Regions from separate parts of the Mus musculus genome. Here regions 1 and 3 are each linked to region 2. The links are chromatin loops, found by intact Hi-C in ENCODE. Cell type or tissue: heart. All regions are shown on one strand. Links, peaks and the distances in the headings refer to the core of each region. The heading gives the core; the rest is flanking DNA. Region 1 has its middle 18 kb from the start of Ndufb4. Region 2 holds the start of Gtf2e1 (general transcription factor II E, polypeptide 1 (alpha subunit)). Region 3 holds the start of Ndufb4 (NADH:ubiquinone oxidoreductase subunit B4).

Evidence for each region. Peaks named below come from ENCODE experiments on the same cell type or tissue, not always from the same donor. Only the 100,000 strongest peaks of a DNase experiment are listed, where the experiment ranks them.
Region 1: a loop joins it to region 2, with 1.8 times the contacts of the local background. A loop is called at or near these places in 5 of 42 quality-filtered maps.
Region 3: a loop joins it to region 2, with 2.9 times the contacts of the local background. A loop is called at or near these places in 15 of 42 quality-filtered maps.

What each region holds. Positions count from the first base shown.
Region 1 is chr16:37,633,258-37,639,418 of GRCm38, forward strand. No RefSeq gene overlaps it. Among named protein-coding and RNA genes, the nearest start is that of Ndufb4, 18 kb to the right of the region's middle. In heart, for the core only: a CTCF peak has its summit at 3,050 (motif pointing left); no DNase peak of the experiment used is centred there; H3K4me3 peaks cover 413 bases.
Region 2 is chr16:37,536,354-37,542,514 of GRCm38, forward strand. It overlaps Gtf2e1 (general transcription factor II E, polypeptide 1 (alpha subunit)), which reads right to left and starts at 3,436. Exons shown (of 5, transcript NM_028812.4): 1 at 3,300-3,436. Rabl3 (RAB, member RAS oncogene family-like 3) reads left to right here and starts at 3,541. Exons shown (of 8, transcript NM_001042499.1): 1 at 3,541-3,607; 2 at 5,494-5,585. The coding sequence starts at 3,562. In heart, for the core only: no CTCF peak of the experiment used is centred there; a DNase peak (open chromatin) is centred at 3,488; H3K4me3 peaks cover 2,837 bases; H3K27ac peaks cover 2,548 bases.
Region 3 is chr16:37,651,631-37,657,791 of GRCm38, forward strand. It overlaps Ndufb4 (NADH:ubiquinone oxidoreductase subunit B4), which reads right to left and starts at 2,738. Exons shown (of 3, transcript NM_026610.1): 1 at 2,550-2,738. The coding sequence starts at 2,729. In heart, for the core only: no CTCF peak of the experiment used is centred there; a DNase peak (open chromatin) is centred at 2,831; H3K4me3 peaks cover 2,086 bases; H3K27ac peaks cover 2,977 bases.

The DNA of each region.
Region 1 (6,161 bases), core at 599-5,598, 97 kb after region 2:
CCAGACCCCAAGAGAGAGAGAGAGAGAGAGAGAGAGAGAGAGAGAGAGAGAGAGAGATTGAAATATAACAACAGCTAAGTTGGACCATGGAAGACTTTCCTTCCTTCCATCTTTCTGTCTCTCTTTTCTTTCTTTCTTTCTTTCTTTCTTTCTTTCTTTCTTTCTTTCTTTCTTTCTTTCTTTCCTTCTTTCTCTCTCTCTTTCTTTCTTTCTCTCTCTCTCTTTCTTTCTTCCTTTCTTTCTTTCTTCCTTTCTATTTATTCACTTTACAACCTATTCACTGCCCCCTCCCATTTGCTCCCTTTCACAATCCTTCTCTCCGTCCCCGCTCCTCTTCTCCTCTGAGCAGATGGGCCCCACTGGTTATTTCCCCCCACAGGAGGCACTTAAAGTTTCTGTGAGGCTATGTGCTCCCTCTCCCACTGAGGCCAAACAGGGCAGCCCAGCTGGAAGAACATATCCAACATACAGGCAAAAGCTTTTGGGATAGCCCTCGCTCCAGTTGTTCAGGACCACATGAAGAGTGAGCTGCACATCTGCTACAATATGTACAGGGAGCCTAGGTCCAGCTCATGTATGTATGTTCTTTGGTTGGTGGTTCAATCTCTGAGAGCCCCAAGGGTCCAGGTTAGAAGACTCAGTTGATCTTTCTTCAGAGTTCGTATCTCCTTCCTGGCTTTCAATCCTTCCCCCTATTGGAGGAAGCCTTTCTTTAGAATGTGAGGTCTTCAGTGGAGAAGTGACCTTTAGCTAGATATAAAGAGGAAGCAGGAAGCCACTGGGGGTAGGGGCAGGCTGGGGTGGGATGAGAAGGAAAATATGACAACCAAACACCTTCTGGGTTCAAAGAGCTGAAAGAAGAATCGGAATGAGATGCCCATAGGCAGAAGAAGAGAAGCAAAAACAAAACAAAAACAAACCCAACACAACAACAAACAAAACAAAACAAAAATAAGCGACAACAAAAACGCTATCGAAAATCCTGACACTGTCCTGAACTAGTGAGGTAGCAACAGAGAACGGAGAACATCTGCTTCTGAGTGGACCTGAGAGGACTTGTGGAAAGCGGAGTTGCGAGCAGGGCTGGGACGGCTGCTAAGCTCATGGTTACCCGCCACTCTTGCTGGTGTCAAATCAGAACACAGCAAAAGAATGGCTGTTTGGGTATAGCGCTCAAGCAACGATGAATGGGATTTTGTGAATAAAGATGGAGAGGCTCTTGCTCTGTACCTCCGAGGTTTGCGGTCAGCGCTGGTTGGTTCCCTGCAACTCTTGAAAGGATTAAGCTCCGCCCAGAGGCACGTCTCACTACTGCACCCATCCCTCCTTCCCCCTCCACTCTCCAATTTTCATAGTACTTCCAATCCCAAACTAAGTCCACCACTAACGTCCTCTACTGACAAGCCCCAGCCTTTCCTCCACGGAGTTATGAACCCCACGTGGTTAACCCTACGCTGTACGGCCAGCACCTCAGCTCTGACTCACTCTTGATGCTCTGTTATCAGCTGGGCACGGAGCTCCTCCTGAAGCCAGATGCATGGCGTGGGTTTCCATACATACACTTAGCACCCAGGACTCTGTACTTTATCTCTCCACATACAGCAGCGACTCCCCAGCCTGAGACGAGATCTCACCCAGGCCAGACTGTTCACACTAATTTAAAAAATAAAAAAGATTTGCTTTTCTTCTGTGTGCCTCAGATCAATTAGGAAAATTTGTGTCATTTCCTTAATTAATTCTCCAAAAATAATATTGTCATCTTTTAACTTGGAATGAGAAATCCCAAAGAACAAAAAAGCACCCTGATTAAGTTTCTTCTGGTGACAGGAGGATTTCCAGCAAGACCTCCTTGGCATTTCTGTATATTCTGCCATTTAAAAGATAGTGTGATACCAGTTACCCTTCTCATTTTTCTTCCTAAAGGTCTTCTCACTGTCTAGGTTACCAGAAATGTCCCTAGACTAGTGATTCTCAACAGGTCACCTTGTTCCTTTACCCTCAATACAACCCATCGAAAAAAGCCATCAGCTTCTGGCCCACTGATAAGTACACTGTAGTGCATGGGACAGTCCCACCCAACAAAGAGTGCTAAGCATGAACAAACACTGGGTCTCAGCATCAAGTGTGTATTTGATCATTCACATATCTTTAATTTCCAGTGCCCAGGTTATACCTCAGACCAACCAACTAGAAACACCAGTGATAGAACAAGACTATGGGAACTTGAGCCTCAGGCTGAAGACCAGTGTTTTAGAAAGTTAAAATCAGTAATGAACATAGCTCTGTTTCTAGAGATCCTGGTACCAGGTTTTTGGGGTCAACTAAAAAAAAAAAAAAAAAAAAAAAAAAAAAAAAAAAAAAAAGATTTGGAAATGGACCATAAAGCTTCATTTTCCAGTAAATGTTAACGGGCATGAAGGTAGTGGCATGGGGTGAGGGTTTACCTGGGAAGTAAGAAACTCGTTAGTGTTTAGACAGCATCTACTTCTCAGCACTAGCCAAGGCAGATATATAAGTCAAGACCAGTAAATTACTGAGGGACTGGAGAGATCACTCAGTGGTAAGAGAACTGACTGCTCTACCAGAGGCCCTGAGTTCAGTTCCCAGCACCCATGTGAGGGACTCATAACAAACTGTAATACCAGAATGAAACCTATCACGGTACAAGCACTGTATAACAAGTAGCTATTCTTTCCAGTGGGGTTTGGGGACACTGCTGATTTTAATATACTAGCTTTCAATATAATTATTAGGTAGTTAATTATTAGGTAGATATTAGTAACATTACATATGCATTTCAGCTTCAGAAAGGTCATTAAGAATATAGGTTCTGCAATCCAGTTTGCACTTTTATAGCCAAATGAACCTGAGCATGTGACAACCTCTCTAAGCCTTGTGCTCTTACTTAAAAGGAATGAGTGATTTATTTCCCTAGGATTTTGTGGGGGTTAAATGAGATGATGCTGTGAAGCCGCCCACATGATGTGCACCGTTTAGTGTTACCCTTATGACTCAGTGTATTCAGCTCCTGCCTCCGGGAGACTCTGGTGCCCTCTGCTGTAGGAGCTGCCCGAATGACTAAGCGGAGGTCGTTGTGCCTAAATAAACTAGCATCTGGCTGAAGAGGCAAGTGTGCACTTCTGATGCCATGGGAAACAGATGTATCAAGTGCAGGAGTGTTGACACCTTGTTTTCTTTAGGACTAAGAGCAAAGAAATCATATGGTTTAATTTAAGAACTCAACAGGGTATATTAATAGATCAAGTGAAGTGGAAGGGAAGACAAGGATTTAAAGCGGTTTGGATAAAAAGCAGTTTCCATGTGAGTGTCTGAGAGCGTTTCCCAGGGGACTCTTGCCTAATCATGAGACCCTTGGGAGTTTCATTAGGCTAATCCAGATTTTTAAAATCTAAAGTCATATCAGAGCTTCAGTACAAACCACAACAGCATGATTAACAGCAATGCCTTACCGAGGGCCAACCACGTGTAATTCCATAGCACCCCAGCAACAGAAATTTGACAAATGGGGGCATTTTGTTCATTCATTAGCATTTATTTTAGAGTCTGTGAAACGTCTGAAGGATGTTCCGTTTCTCTTAATAAAAGATTATGATTTGATTAAGAGTTTACTCAACTCAAGTATCTGAAAATCTAAGATTAGTTTAGCAGCTACTGTTTTCTCTTATTAAAGATGTCTAAAGTTAGTAGTTCAGGGTGGGGAAAATGGTGGTAGAGAGGAGTCCTGGACCTATAGCCTTCCTGATTTTCTGCTCCCTATTCTTGGCATGTTGTGTTGTTCTTTTCTGTGGTGGTTTGAATGAAAATGGTTCCCATAGGCCCATAGGGAGTGGCACTATTAGGAGGTAATAGCCTTGTTGGAGTAGGTGTAGCCTTATTGGAGGAAGTGTGCCACCAGGGAGGGGTGCTTTGAGGTTTCAGAAGCTCAAGCCAGGCCGAGTGGCTCACTCTCTCCTCCTGCTCCTTTGGATCACCTACATCTCCAGCACCATGTCTGCCATGTGCCACCATGACAATATTGTACTATGTGCACCATGACAATAATGGACTAAACCTCTGAAATGTCAGCCAGCTCCAACTAAAAGTTTCCCTTTATAAGAGTTGCTGTGATCATAGAGTCTATCCACAGCAATAAAGCCCTAACTAAGACATCTTTGTTCTTGACCTTTGCATCTACATTTAGGACACAGCAAAGAGAAGAAGACAAAAGGGTGTGTGGACATAGTCAAGGTAGGTCTCTTACCTGGGGAAATACTGTCTTTCTATTCAGGAAGGGAAACCTTCTGCAGACTTCGCCTTTGGGTTCCTGGGCACTGTCCACACCAACCTCTAGCAATCTTGATCTGAGACAAGGGTTATCTTATCTTGCCTGAAGTGAAGCTTAAGCCAACAGCTTCCTGAGAAACCAGGCTTCCATTTGAAGAGAAGAAAGTGGGTAGGGATACTGACATGCAACACTTAGAGCCTACCGTGGCTACTTTCACTTGACAGGGGCAGCAAGACAATAAGAAGTAGGGTTTGAATACCTTCACTTTCCAGGATTGGGGGTAGGGGATGAATCTGTCAATACTCATTTTGCACAAACAACAGACAGACAGACAACTCCCAACCTACAAACAGCTTCTCAAATTTCTCTTTGTATGAGGTCAGAAAATTGGCTGGCAATTGTCTAGTCCTGACAGTGTCCCTTGTGATCACAAATAGATGACAAAAGGAAATCAAGCAGCAACAGTTCCTAGTAATCTTCATCTGCAGATGAGCAGGGTGTGCTGAAGAATTGGAGAAGTAATTTCTGCAGGCCAAACATTTCCTATAGAATGATGATGTAAAACCAAACATTCAAGGCACTCTGCACTCTTTCCACACTCTGCTGCTTTCAATGTTTTATGGAAAAGGTTGATAAGACCCTCTTTAGAAAACTTAGTGTTTTTAATTTTTGAGAAAAAAATCCATATATGATTTTTAAGTCTTTGTGCAAATTTTCAAGAGTAGCTTATCGCCTTGTCTCTTTTTCAGCGTCACCTCAATAATTTCATATTAGATGGCAGCCCTCAAGACCCGCCTAGACAGATTCCTCAAATGGCCTTGGCTATTTCCAGCTTCTCCAAGGTCCAAGATTCTTCTAGAACCTAATAAGAGACAAAGCAAAGAAGTGACCCAAAATTAGCCAAGTAAGACAGCATACCTCTAATCCTAGTCCTTGGGAGTGGCAGAGGTTGGAGGCCCAGGAGTTCAGAGCCAACCTAGAATGCATAGCAAAACCCCACCTCAAAAAAAGAAAAGAAAGGGGGGCTGGAGGACAGGGAAGATAGCTCCATTGGTAATGGACATGCTGTGCAAGCATGAGAACCTGAGTTTAATGCCCAGCCTCAACATGAAAAAGCCAGAAATGATCACCCAGCACAGACAGGTAGGTCCCTGGGACTCCCTGGCTAGCCAGCCTAGCCTAGTCAGTGAGCGCTAGGACTCAGGGAGAGACTGTCTCAAACTGCAAGGTAGGAGCTCCCTAAACAGGAACACCAAGTTGCCCTCTGCCTCGCATGCATCCACACATACACGTATACATACTCTCACCCGCAACTACTCACACACTCAAAGGAGCCCACACACAAACAACGAGGATGATCAGGGACAGAGTCAGAACTAAGGCGGTCCTCCTTATGACAGTGTGGAAACTTGAACTTGACCTCCAGTGTGAGGTTTGCTCGAGATAACTGGCACTGTACCAGTCACCCATGTCTAAGAGAAACCTGGAAGTCACAAGTCAGATGAGCCCTCTTTAGCCCTCTGGGTCTGAAACTTAACTATGAGGTCCAGGTTCACAGAGCACTTCTGGGATGGCTGCCAACGAAGGGTCTACAAGTAGATGATGTGGCTTGGTGGGTGTTTCTCTTGGCCATGGTACCAAGATGAGACATCTGACTCTGCCAGGCAACCAAGAGGGCAGTGAATGGAAGTGTTGCTATCATGCTTAGAGGAAGAAATAGATACTCTGAAAGAGAAATGTGGACACAATAAACTTTCCACAGAAGCAGAAAATACAGATGGGAGTTTGAAAGCCCTATCTTTTCATGCACAGGACAGCCAGGGTTACACAAGGAAAGCCTGTCTCTGGGGCGTGGGGGTGGGGGTGGGGGTCGGGA
Region 2 (6,161 bases), core at 727-5,726:
ATTTTCCTCTATAGTACACCTAAAATACTTGATATAGTTATTTTAAGGTTCAACAATATGCTTGATTCCAAAATATCTGTTATTTCTGACAATAATATATCAGCCCCACTTTATTTCACAAAGAGAAACAAAGAAAGCTCTGGGAGTGCTCACAGTTCTTAATGGCATGTTCTCTAAAAATGGCTGGGAATCCAGAGGGTCCTAGCAATTACCCTAGATTTCATTTCTCTTCAGTAAAACTTTCCTGCTAAGATTCAAGAATGTTTTACATAGTCACAACTTTCACAATGATCTCACACACCACACACACACACACACACACACACACACACACAAATACCTAAGTAACTGCCAGCCAGGGGGGGTGTTGACAAAATTAAGGACTGCAATAATTGAAAGAAATTAATGCTAAGCTCAAAGTGCATTACCAACTTTTAAGTCCTATCTGATCATTAAGTAAGCACCTTTTATATTTTAAAAAATGGAGGGAGATGAAGTAAGACACCCTTAAATAGTGGGTCCCTTGAAGAGCAGAGCAGAAGCTGACTGCATATAAGGTCCAGGCCACAGGCCTGAGTTGTCCTCTCAAGTCTCTCACGCGGCACAGCACCTGGACCCCAGTCAGACGAGCTGTTTGTGTGCTGTAGGAGCCTGAAAAGTCCTTAAGTTCAAGCTACGCTTTACTCCAAAGGAAACGTGGTGCTTGTGATTAGTGAAAATGTTCAGTGGGGGCCTAAAAGGACTTATTAGCTAGGCTAGCTTTCATGTAACTTCAGTATGATCCATACTGAAACTAGCCAGCCTATTCACGCTGACTATACTTCAGATTTCTGTAAGATATAGGAAACTTTTAATAGACATCCCCCTGAACTATTTCTAAGAAGTTATATTGTCATTAATATCAGTTTCAACTGAACTTTTAATTTGAACTCTGAAGTAGCCAACCCTATCAGATGTAATGCTTCATTCTGTAAGAAATGTTGTAATATCTGCAATATATCCTAAATAATCAGTGTACACAAGTATGTTATAAGGTCATATCTATAATAAAGGAAAAATAGAAAGAAAGTTAGTTACAACATATACTTTAAACAACACCAGGCAGAGCACTGTAGATACAGCACTGTAGTACTGAACATACACAGAGAAAACAAGGCAACACCTGGACTTACTAGTCTAAACCTGGCAACCCCAAAGCCTTTGTCACCCTAGATATTTAAATAGGTCTGGGTTCACTGCCACCTCAGAATCCCAAGCACAGTACCAGATACATTTTGGTCGCTTTTCCAATTTCACCTACACAGTGTACTAAGAACCACATTTTGCTTTCTGCATGCTCAGCAGCTGACAGAATAGGACATAATGGCCTCAGAAACACGCAAAATGCCTAAGGACAGATGGACGCCAGCACAGCCTATTGTTTTCTGACTTCCTTTCCATTGCTTTGCTCTCCTCTGTCCCACCTCAGACACTGTATGCTCCAGACCATTGGTTCTCAACCCTGACTGTAAAGCAATCACCTAGGCAACATTTTTAAGTCTACTAACACTGGGCCCCATTTCCAAGAGTTCTGTTTCAGTTACTATAGAAGGGCCAGATTAGGAACGCAGCTACTTTTAAAATGCCTTTAGATTACTCTAATGTGCAACAAGTCCCTGATCATTGCTCTAATCTGTCCCATGGCCATGACCATTTTGTATCCTTCAAATGAACATCCTGCATGGAGAGGACTAGTACTTGCTGTTCAGCCTGTTTCCTCTGTCTGATACTCCTCTGGGTGTCCTGAAAATCAGTACAAAGGGACGTTATCAATACTCTTCCAGCCAATAGTTTGAAGCTTGGAAATCCCAGGTCAGCTTCTTAGTGTTAGCCCCAGAAAATCCACAGCCTTCATTTCTTCACATATAAAATAATTAAAGAGCCTTTCTCACACAGGGCTTTGCTCCTTCCCCACATCCCCAATTAAGATAAATCAAGAGTATTCAATCTCTGGGCTTCTTAAAGCTCCTTAAATCAAGTTCTAAAACTGACAGCCCATACAGAACGTTTTCAACAACTTTATGAATTGGTTGTCGACATTTAAAAATCTTGGGTGCCTATAAATCCCAACTGCCTACTCCTCTTGCAGATTGGAAGTAAATGGCCAAAGTCAGACCATGTTCCTATATTAGCTAGTCTCTATGGCAGGTGACACTTAAGTAACTTCTCTGTCTGTGGAGGCTTCTTGGTGTGGTAGCTAGTGGTCTTCATTTATCTTCTTCTCTTCACAGTAATCAGGCATCTCATCTCCCAACGTCACCTTACCCAGTCCAGACCTAGATTCTAGTTGTAAAAACTTTTAAGGACCACTGTGCCCCTGGTGTGGAACTGGGAGAATCAAAAGTTCAAACCACTCTGCTTTTTTAGCAAAGTCATCCTCATATCCACCCTCAGTCCTCAAAGCTAAGCCCAAACCTTTCTCCTACTGTAGTTAGGCTTTGGGTAATGTTTCCTGGCCTTCTCAAATCCCCAACAGTGGCATCCAACACTCTCCCTCGCATTTCCTCAGAATTTGTACAGTTTCTACTTCGAAGGCCTCTTGTTCATTAATGCTAGCGCCTAGCATATTCTACTGAGATACCTGAACTTTCAATACATCCTCTGGGCACGTGTTCTTGTAGCATATCCATCCTGCCAGCTTCCACACAAATCACTTGTTTCACACCTGCATCCCAATAATGAGCGCTATAAGCCATCTTTTTTTTTTCTTTTTAAATTTAACTTGTAATTGCTTTAAGCAAGGAGCTACTACATTAAACTTGTGATTTTTGAAAAAACTATGCTGGATGAAAAGGGATTTAAAAAAAAAACACAAAGTGGGTGCAGGAAGCCCTTTTAGTTAGACTATTTTTAAATACTACTTCCCAAGTTCTAGAAGAACGTGGATCCTACAGAGCCTCTACAGTTTTCTGTTACTGTATTTTACGAACTCTCCATTCCTTCGTCCTACGACGGAGACAGCTCCGGACCGAGGTGCCCTCCACCAGCTGTGTTCAGACATGTCCAGACCCCGAGACCCCACAGTCCCTCAGACGCGCCCAGGGGCTTCCCGGGCCACACTCGACGCCGCCAAGCCCGTCCTACCCGAGGTCGCACATGGGCCGCTCCGGGGCAATGGTTCTTTAGAAGACTAAGAAGAGGACCAAAGCAAGAGGTGGCCGAGGAGAGGGGACTAGACAAGGAAGGGGACGGATAGAAGAAACCATGAAATGCCACGCCAGGTCAGAAACCGGGAACAAGGACGGGAGAATGAGGTTTACCCAAGTGGATGCTCGAACACTCCCACTACAGCCGCCCTCAGCACCTCAACTACCGGCTTCAGCCAGCCCACGCCACTTGCGAGACAAGGACGAACGCCTAATTCCTGCGACCGGTTTGGAAACCGCCCGCTAATCCGCACCCCGAAGCTTTCGATCAGTCACGCTCTGACCGACCAATGAGATGATTTGCCCTGCCCACAAGCCCTGCGCTGATTGGTGAGAATCCAGGAACGGGCGTCAACCTCAAGGAAATCGTGGCAAGATGGCGTCCCTGGATCGGGTGAAGGTTCTGGTGTTGGGAGACTCAGGTGAGCCGCTTAACCCACGTCTGGGACTACCAACACGCCCGAGCTTCCCGACACCGCTCTCTCTTCGCTGTTTACCCCCCCAGCTGCCTAGCGCTTAGGTCGACAGCTGAAATTCCTTTCAAGACCTTAAAACTACACTTCCCAGAGGACTTTGCTCCTTTTGTCGACGTGGTGGCGTGGCGGGAGGTGGGGGGCGCGGAGTCTATGGGTGGAAAAGGGACTAGTTCCACTCACTATCACTCCTAGTGACCCTCTAGGAAAATTTTTGCTTCCTGTCCCCACAACCCTAGGTTCTGCTGGCCTAGAAGTTTTGGTTCCAGAGAGGGGAGAGCTCCTACCAGGAGCCACAAAAAACATTCCAGTTCTTCCACTGCAAGCTTTGTTGCTGGGGAGTGGGTGTGGGGTAAGACATGGTCTCACTAAGTAGTCCTGACTAACGTAGAACTAGCTATGTATATCAGGCTAGTCTAAAACTCACTATATAAACAAGGCAGGCCTAAAATGAAGAGATACACCTGCCTCTGCCACTGTATTAGTCAGGGTCCTCTAGAGTCACAGAACTTATGGGTAGTTTCTTATAGTAAGGGAATTTGTTGATGACCTACGGTCTGTAGCCCAACTCCCCAACAATGGTCAGCAGCAGCTGTGAATGGAAGTCCAAGGATCTAGCAGTTGCTCAGTCCCACAAGGCAAGCAAACGAAGAAGAATCTTCCTCCTTCCAATGTCCTTAAGTAGGTCTCCAGCAGAAGGTGTAGCCCAGATTAAAGGTGTAGGCCTCCCTGCCTGGTGCTGGGACTTGCTTTGTCCCAGATGACCTTGAACTCAGAGATCTCCTTGTCTTAGTCTCCTGGGATTCATAGCCACTATGCCTCAAGATCCAGGTCAGAAACTTGAATCTCCCAGCCACGAGATCAGGATCACAGTGAGCCCTCCAATTCTGGATTGTAGTTCATTCCAGATATAGTCCAGCTGACAACCAAGAATAGCCACTACAGCCGCCGACCTTCTTTAAGACAAGCTCTCCCCTTGGCCTGGAGCCCCTAGGCTAAGGCTGTCAGGCCAACAAACATCAGGGATTGCCTCTCTCTGCCTCCCCAGCACTGACATTAGAGACGTGTGCCTCTTTGCCTGGCTGCTGTGTGTCAGTTCTGTGAACACAACTCGGGTTCTCATGCTTGTAGGGCAAGCACTGAGCCCCATGCGGTTCTTTTGTTTGTTTTTAAGTACACTTTGTATATGATCACAATAACAACATGGTATAATAGAGAAAGTCATATGGCTGGCAATAGTGCTCTAAGGTGATGTTGTTGTTTGGTTTTTTTTTTTTTATACTTTCTCAGTTTTTGGTAATAGAGTTTTTATAATAAAAAGTAAATATTAATGATAGGTCTATATATAACATTGCACAACAAAGAGATTTCCCAAGTGTTTGATACAATTAACAACAGCCAGGTAAATGAATGAGTGACTCCACACCCGCAAATAAAAGACTCATAGCCATGAAAATAGAAGACTCATCTCTTTCCTCTCCACCTAGCTCTTGAAGAGGTGCCCTTTAGTGTTAATGAAAAGATTGCCTGAGCCCAATAGATCTAAAAGGGGGTGAAGCATTGCTTCAAAATTAATAGGCATGATGAAGGAAAGCAAGTGGAATTACCATCATCGTCATTCAGAGGATAAGTCTGGGACCATGTGGTTAGCTGCTTTTTTCAGACCTACATGTAGGCACCAAAGTCCTTTGAGTATGGTAGCATGGCATCATGGATCCTGTCACGGGAGGTATTCAAACAATTTGTTAGATGTTCCCTGGCTTGGAAGAGGTGGTATAAATGTCCCATTTAGGGTTCCATGTTCAGCTGACTAAAGAGACCTTGTATCTTTACAGGTGTTGGGAAATCTTCACTCGTCCATCTTCTGTGCCACAATCAAGTGTTAGGAAATCCGTCATGGACTGTGGGCTGCTCGGTGGATATCAGAGTGCGTGTTCTTGTTTAGTTTTTCCTTAGTCATACTAAGCATAAGTCCTTCAGATCCCGTGATTAATTTATAGGACTTAATTAAAATTAACACTAATAACTGGGATTGATTTAGCTCCCACTGTGTGTCAGTACTGTCATTCCTTGTTTCATCTTTCTTAAACTGTGAAATACAAACACAGAAACTCAGTCATAGAGGAGTAAATAACAACCAAATTCATTCAACTCGTGAGAAGCGAAAGTAACACGTGAGCCCAGTTGTCTGTTTGCACAGGCTTTTATTTTAAACACTAGATTTGGAGTGATAATGTTAATATCCTCCATAAATAATAAAGTTAGTATCTTCCATAAATAGTTCTGCCTAAAGCTGTAACTCTAAGACTGCAAATTTGGGCCTAGTCATACCATGTAAAGGAAAAAACTTCCAGAGCCTTGAGTAGACTGTCTGTTCTGTGTCACAGTTAGGTACTCGATAGAGTTTCCACTAAATTAAGTCATAATGTTTAATTCTGGGCAAGTCTGTCATCTGTTGGCACGTTTTCTTACCACTGAATTAAGAACAAGTACAGGGCCTTGT
Region 3 (6,161 bases), core at 375-5,374, 110 kb after region 2:
AGTTGCACCCTGCTGAAGCCGGCTGGATCTGCTTTTAATACCGCCCATCCTATTCTCACCACACCTTGCCATCTCACAACTACTGTCACAGAGCCCATTAACTGCGAGATTTAACTACTACAGAGATTTAACTGCTGCAGAGGCCTCCTAGCTCCTCCCTCTCTGCCCTCACTTCCTCCCAGACAATTCTTGAGGAAACAAACTTGAGAGATTTTGTTAAGTCTCCGTTATGTGACTGCCTCCTCAGTAGAGATCTTTACAATGTCATACAAGGTCCATGTGATCAAGTCGCAGGGATCTCTTTGACTTCGGTTTGTCACTGTACCCCCCACTATTTTATCCATAACAGTCTCATAAGAAACAAAACTTCATCATCGAAATACATTCTATGTAATTCTCACCAATGCATCTAATATAAAATAAAATAACACAATTAATAAAGATGTTATTTTTAAAAAGGCAATCATGTTATAAGGACATAAAATGAAACTTGGCTCCACCTCCTGAGTACTAGGTCTGCTAACATATTTTGAAATAGCTCTCTGGTATAGTTTGAGATATATTAAATGCTAGAGCTGGTCTTGTACCTACAGTGTCTTCTAATTGGCACACTCTTTCCCTTTCCCTCAAGCTAACTCCTTTGGTTCACTTCTTTCAGATCCTTACTTAAATGTCATGCTCCAAGAATGGGATTGTGGCTCAGTGGTGAGCGCTTCCCTCCCATGTGAGACCATGGATTTGATCCCAAACACTACAAAACAAACAAACAAAAACAAGATGCCCAAAGCCCTGTTCCAAACAGGTGCTTCCTTCCCTGGTGCACGCAGGGTTGACCCCACCCTTATTTTCTGTACCACTCACCACCGGCTCAAACACCAAATGATTCAGATTTCTAACGCACTTAGTATTTGTCATCCCCATTCCAAACACAGGTAGCTCTACAAGGCCAGGGACTTCCAGCTGGCTTTGTACTCTCAACTCAGCATCTTCGTCTCATAATAGGTCCTGAGCAGTTATTTTTGACCTAATTAGTTACCCCTAAAGACTAGACAAAGGGTGCACAAGTTTTGGCTGGTAAACGATTAATGGGGCAGCTAAGGAGGCAGGTGTCTCTATTTCTATTAGAGATGCGAAATGGAAACTTCCCTGGGTTACAGAGATCAAAAAACAGACGACTGGGGGTTCAAACTTCACATCTGACTGAGGCCTTACTCTAGTTACTTTTAAAAAGTTAAACAAACAAACAGGCCCCGTGTTGTGGTTCATGCCTTTAATGTGAGCACTCACAAAGCGGAGGCAGGTTGATCTCTGTGAGTTCAAGGCCAGCCTGTTCTACATACTGATTTCCAGGACAGCCAGGGCTGCTGTATATTCAGACCCTGTCTGAAAAAAAAAAAAAAATAGTAACAATCCCATGCTATCTAGCTTATAGTATAGAACAGGTGTATCTCTTTCACCATGTAAACAAAGGTCTGCTTGAGGATACTCTATCTGTGCAGAAGGTAATATAAGTCACACAGACTAGGGTGTGTGACCTGTTTCTGGGTGTCACTGTCCATACAGTCTCATCTAGAAAGCCAAGAGACTAACACAGTAACCTCTGTGAATGACTGCGACATTTAATTTTTTTAAATGTCTTTCAGACCAGGCATGGGTTTCAAGTGGCAGTAACCCCAGTATGTGAGGCTGTGGCTGGAGGACCTGGCATTCTGAGCCACCTGGAGACTAGCATTGAACCTGACCACTTTGTGTAACTTTCCCTTGGTTGTTCTAACTTTCAAAAATGATAGAGAATATGTATGCAATTGTTGGAAAATCTTTATTTAAAAAAAAATCCCATTTGAGATATTTAGACAGCTTTTACAGAAGAAACTGTCTAAAAGCACACTTGCCAAAATATTTTTTTAGTGATGTATGTTACATACATAGTAATGCTACGTACTTTCTTGTTTGATTTCACAAATCTGACGGATGCACACCATTTTCCACGAGAACACAAAAAAGCTATGGTTTGAGAGGGATTACGTAAATTGCCCAGGGATCATAGTTGGTTATTATATGGGGCCATGAGGTCTGCTTCCAAAGCCGAATGCATCAAAGCCTCAGCTTCTATAACACACTTCATTTGAACAACCCCTATTCTCAAGAGAAAGAAAGAAGTGTCCTTGAGAGTTAGGAGCTGAATGGCACAAAACAGCTTTTTATGCAGTACACTTGGGAGAACCGGGCTTGAGCACGCCCTTTTCGAGGAAGATACTGTGCTAGATTAGTCAGTCATGTGTTAATCTGCCTCAAAAGATATGAAGGACCATATTATGGCCATGTTTCAGACAAGAAAGCCGAGACTATGCAGAGTGGAACAAGTTTCTCTAAACCAAGGGGGAAGCCGTCCGATCCCTTTGACCACTGAGCCGAAGGCCGAAGTTGAAGGGCCAAGGGCTGTGCGGCTCGGGGCCGGTGTCCAGCACACGGAGGGAGCTGGGCGGCCCCGCGTGTGCCCACGCGAGATGCGGCTGCCCCGGCCCACAGTCCCGCCCGGCCCCACTCACGATGTGCGACACGCGTTTGGGGTCGTTGTACTGAAGCAGATACTCCCGTTTAAGCCGGGCCCTTATGCTCAAGCGCTCGACCTGCGCCCTTCTGGTCTCCGGAGACACGTCATACTCGGCAGGGTCGAGGGTACTGGGGAGAGTGGCCAGGGGCGCAGGCTTATACTTGGAACCCGACATCTTGACTCCCGGCGCACATCTGCGCCTGCGCGGATATGAGGGCTGCCCTCTCGAGTCTGACCTTCAGGCTCAGGAAGTGCGCCTGCGCGCGCACAAGGCGCTCTGGCAGGAAGGGGCGGGAGAGGGGTGGGGTTCGAGGCTGGGTGGAGCCTTTGCCAATCCTCCTTCACGCCCTCGTCCCGCGTATTCTGCGCGTGCGCACTGCTTCTCGTTTTGCCTCCTCTTGTCTGGTGGTAAACTCCTTTTCTCTCTGTGCTACTACTTGTTTGCAGAACTGATTTCCTGAAGTTGAGTAGACTAGAGGAGACTGGGAAACTGGGTTGTCTGTGACTCCTGAAGTCCTACAGTCCAGGGTGGGTTCTTCCAACCTGGGTGACCTTGTCATTAGTCAAGGTCATTAGTGTCTCCCAAATTTCCTTTTTCTTACCCTGGAGAAATGACCTTGACTCTGCACTCCTAGCAAGGTTGTTGGAATTAAATGAGACATTGAAAACAATGAAATTGCTTTTCAAACATTTCCCTAGCTACGCCCCACCCCAAACAAAAAAGAGAATAAGCTTTCTAAAGGTTACCACTTTAGGACCAATCCACTGTTAACCCCAAAGATGGGAGGAGAAAGACCACCGACTCAGATCATCTCGTCCAGATTAATTAAAGTCAGGTTTTTATTCCTGTACACGAGCTGCCTCCCCCTGCCTCCTCCTAAGGCAAGGTTCATTGGATGTGAGGAAGGCTTTTATAGCTCAGAGGTAGAGGAGTTCTAAATGGGGGATTTGTGGCAAAATAGGAGTTACAGGAGCAGAATATAGGCATAATAAGTTAGTCTCCTGAAACAAAGACACAAAGGCAGTCATAACAGCAGGTAGTCATACAAGGTACCCATACAAACCTTTTGCAAGATAAACATTAACTTTTTGAAACAAAAATGTGAGTGCTATTCCTGGAACAGGCAGTACAGAACCATTTGTAGTTAAGGTTACAGGTGGGGCATAGCCCAATCTTTGATTAATTAACAGCTTTAATTCATCAAGTTAATTTGTTTAACTTAGTTTGTCTTTACTATCAGATGGCTTTTAAACCTAAGATGGAGGCAGACTGGTTCTTCACCACCTAAGTATAAGCTTATCTTTTGAAGACATAAAATACTGTTTAAAAGGAGAGTGGGGTTACAGAGCAAGTTTTACCTGGCTGTAGTAGATCAGAAAATAATAAAGAATGAAACTCCTGAGTAAATACCTTAGTGAAAATGCAAACAAAACAAAACAAAAACACCTCTCTTAAATCCTCAGCACTCCTCAGGTGCTGAAAGTAAAAGACATCCTTTCAGATAGGAAAGTAACAAGCAGAATAACAGTGCATTCCCGCAAACCCTTGGGAGGCTGAGGCAGGAGCTCTGAGCTCAAGGCCGGCCTGGGGTACACCACAAACCTCTGTTTCAAGAGAATAAGAACAGGAAAGATGATTTGGAGAGTAAATGAAGGTAACATGCAGCTCTCAGCATCTCTGCACCTCCCGCTCCCATCCCCCCTCCAATGCTCCACCCCCTGTCACCACCCCTCCTTACTCCCTCCCACTCACACTCCTCACTCCCCCACCCCCACCCCCACACACTATCACTAAGGGGAAAGATCAACTTCAAGGCACACAGCAGGGTCCTTAGCTTCCCATAAAACACTCCTCAGGAGGCAACAATGGAAACAATAACACCAACAAGGAAAGCTAGATCAAAAAAGAGCTTCAACTTGGCTCAAACTTCCGGGGACATGTAGGTATGTGGGGGGAGTGGTTGCTAGGCAGTGACAGGGCCTAGAAAGTGTTGGCACTGAAGTGATGAGCAACAGCACTGCTGTCAAATTTATTCAACACTCTAATACTGTTTTAAAATATTTATTAAGCACCCCTGCATGAAGCATACCTTACACCATTCCGTCTTAGTCAATCTTCTGGGCTCAGTAGAGAAATTACACAAGAAATGGAAGCTGGATCCTTGTTATCCGCCCCCCCCACCCCCCCACCCCCCCACCCCCCCGTAGCTGACAGTCATGCAGTGAACAGGCAGAGCAGGATATCTGCAAAGTAGTTCCATGTCCAAATGAATATGAAGCTAAATCGACTCATAAGAAAGCCTGCTTCAGGGCAGTAGAAAAATTATTACACTCAATTTAAAGAAGGGGGGCGGGAGGGACGGGGATGGAGAAGGGGAGGAGAGGGGAAATGGGGGGGGGGAAGAAAGTTGTTCTCAAAGATGCAGGTTTAGGATGTAAAATTCTAAATAATAAATAAGATTTTAAAAAACCCTTTTAAGACATTGATATGGGAAGAGAAGGTGAAAAGAATAAAGGAATTCAGGGAGTATGTGAGTATAAGCTGCCCATTTACAAAGTTGGAAAGGGATGTATTTGTGAAAGAGAAGCATTATTAAAGTGAAATATTTGCATGCGTTTAAGGGGTTATTCCTGTGCTTTTGAGTTCTCATAAACATGACTCAAGATGACTGTTAAAGGCCTGGGATTTGGCTTTGTTTTGCAGGGACATACAATTCACTGAGTGCTTACTGTGTATCACATGCTACTCTGTTCTATGTATTTCAAGTCCTCAAATACCGGTTATTCCCACTGGAATAATGATGGGATGCCTTGTCAGTTTCCATGACGATGGGTTTCACGGGACGTTTTCATCCACATGTCTAATGTATGTTGATCGTATTCATCCACTGTCACTCTCCTGTGCCCCTCTGCTCCCACTGAGTCCCGTCCTCTTCCCAGCTCCTCCTCCTCCTGCTCTCATGTCCTTTTTACTGGTGGTCCAGAGAGTCTAATTAGTTACATACAGGAGTATGGGTGAGGAGTTATTTAGAAAAGCATGGACAACCAGTAGCTACATCACTGGAGAAAATGTCTTCCCCAAGCAACCATTAGCTCATCTGAGAAAAATGGGGCCTCATGAGTTGACTCCTCCCCCAGCAATAGTTGACCACCTATATATAGATCCCCAGGAAGAGAGAGGGCCTGAAGAGTCTTTCTCCAAACCATACTAGAATGCTAAAGGACCCAATCTTGTACAAGCCTTGTGCTGGTAATCACGGCTTCTGCCAACTCATGAGAGCAATTGCTCTTTCATTCCCAGAAGACGGTGCTCCACAACACTCCAGACCTTTCTCTAACTCTTACCTTCTTTCCACTCTCTCCTCTGAGATGTTTCCTGAACCTTTAAGGGTGTGATTTCGATGTCCCATTTAGTGATGAGCATTTGACAGTCACTACTTATCAGCCCTTTGATGATTTACATGTTTCTGCCACTGGGGGTTAGGGGAGAGAAAGAAAGAGGAGAAGGAAGAAGAGAAGAGAATGAGAAGAAAAAGAAGAAGGAGGAGGAGGAGGAGAAAGAGAAGAAGAAGCTTCTCCAACCAACGCTGAGCACAGCACTGCTCTA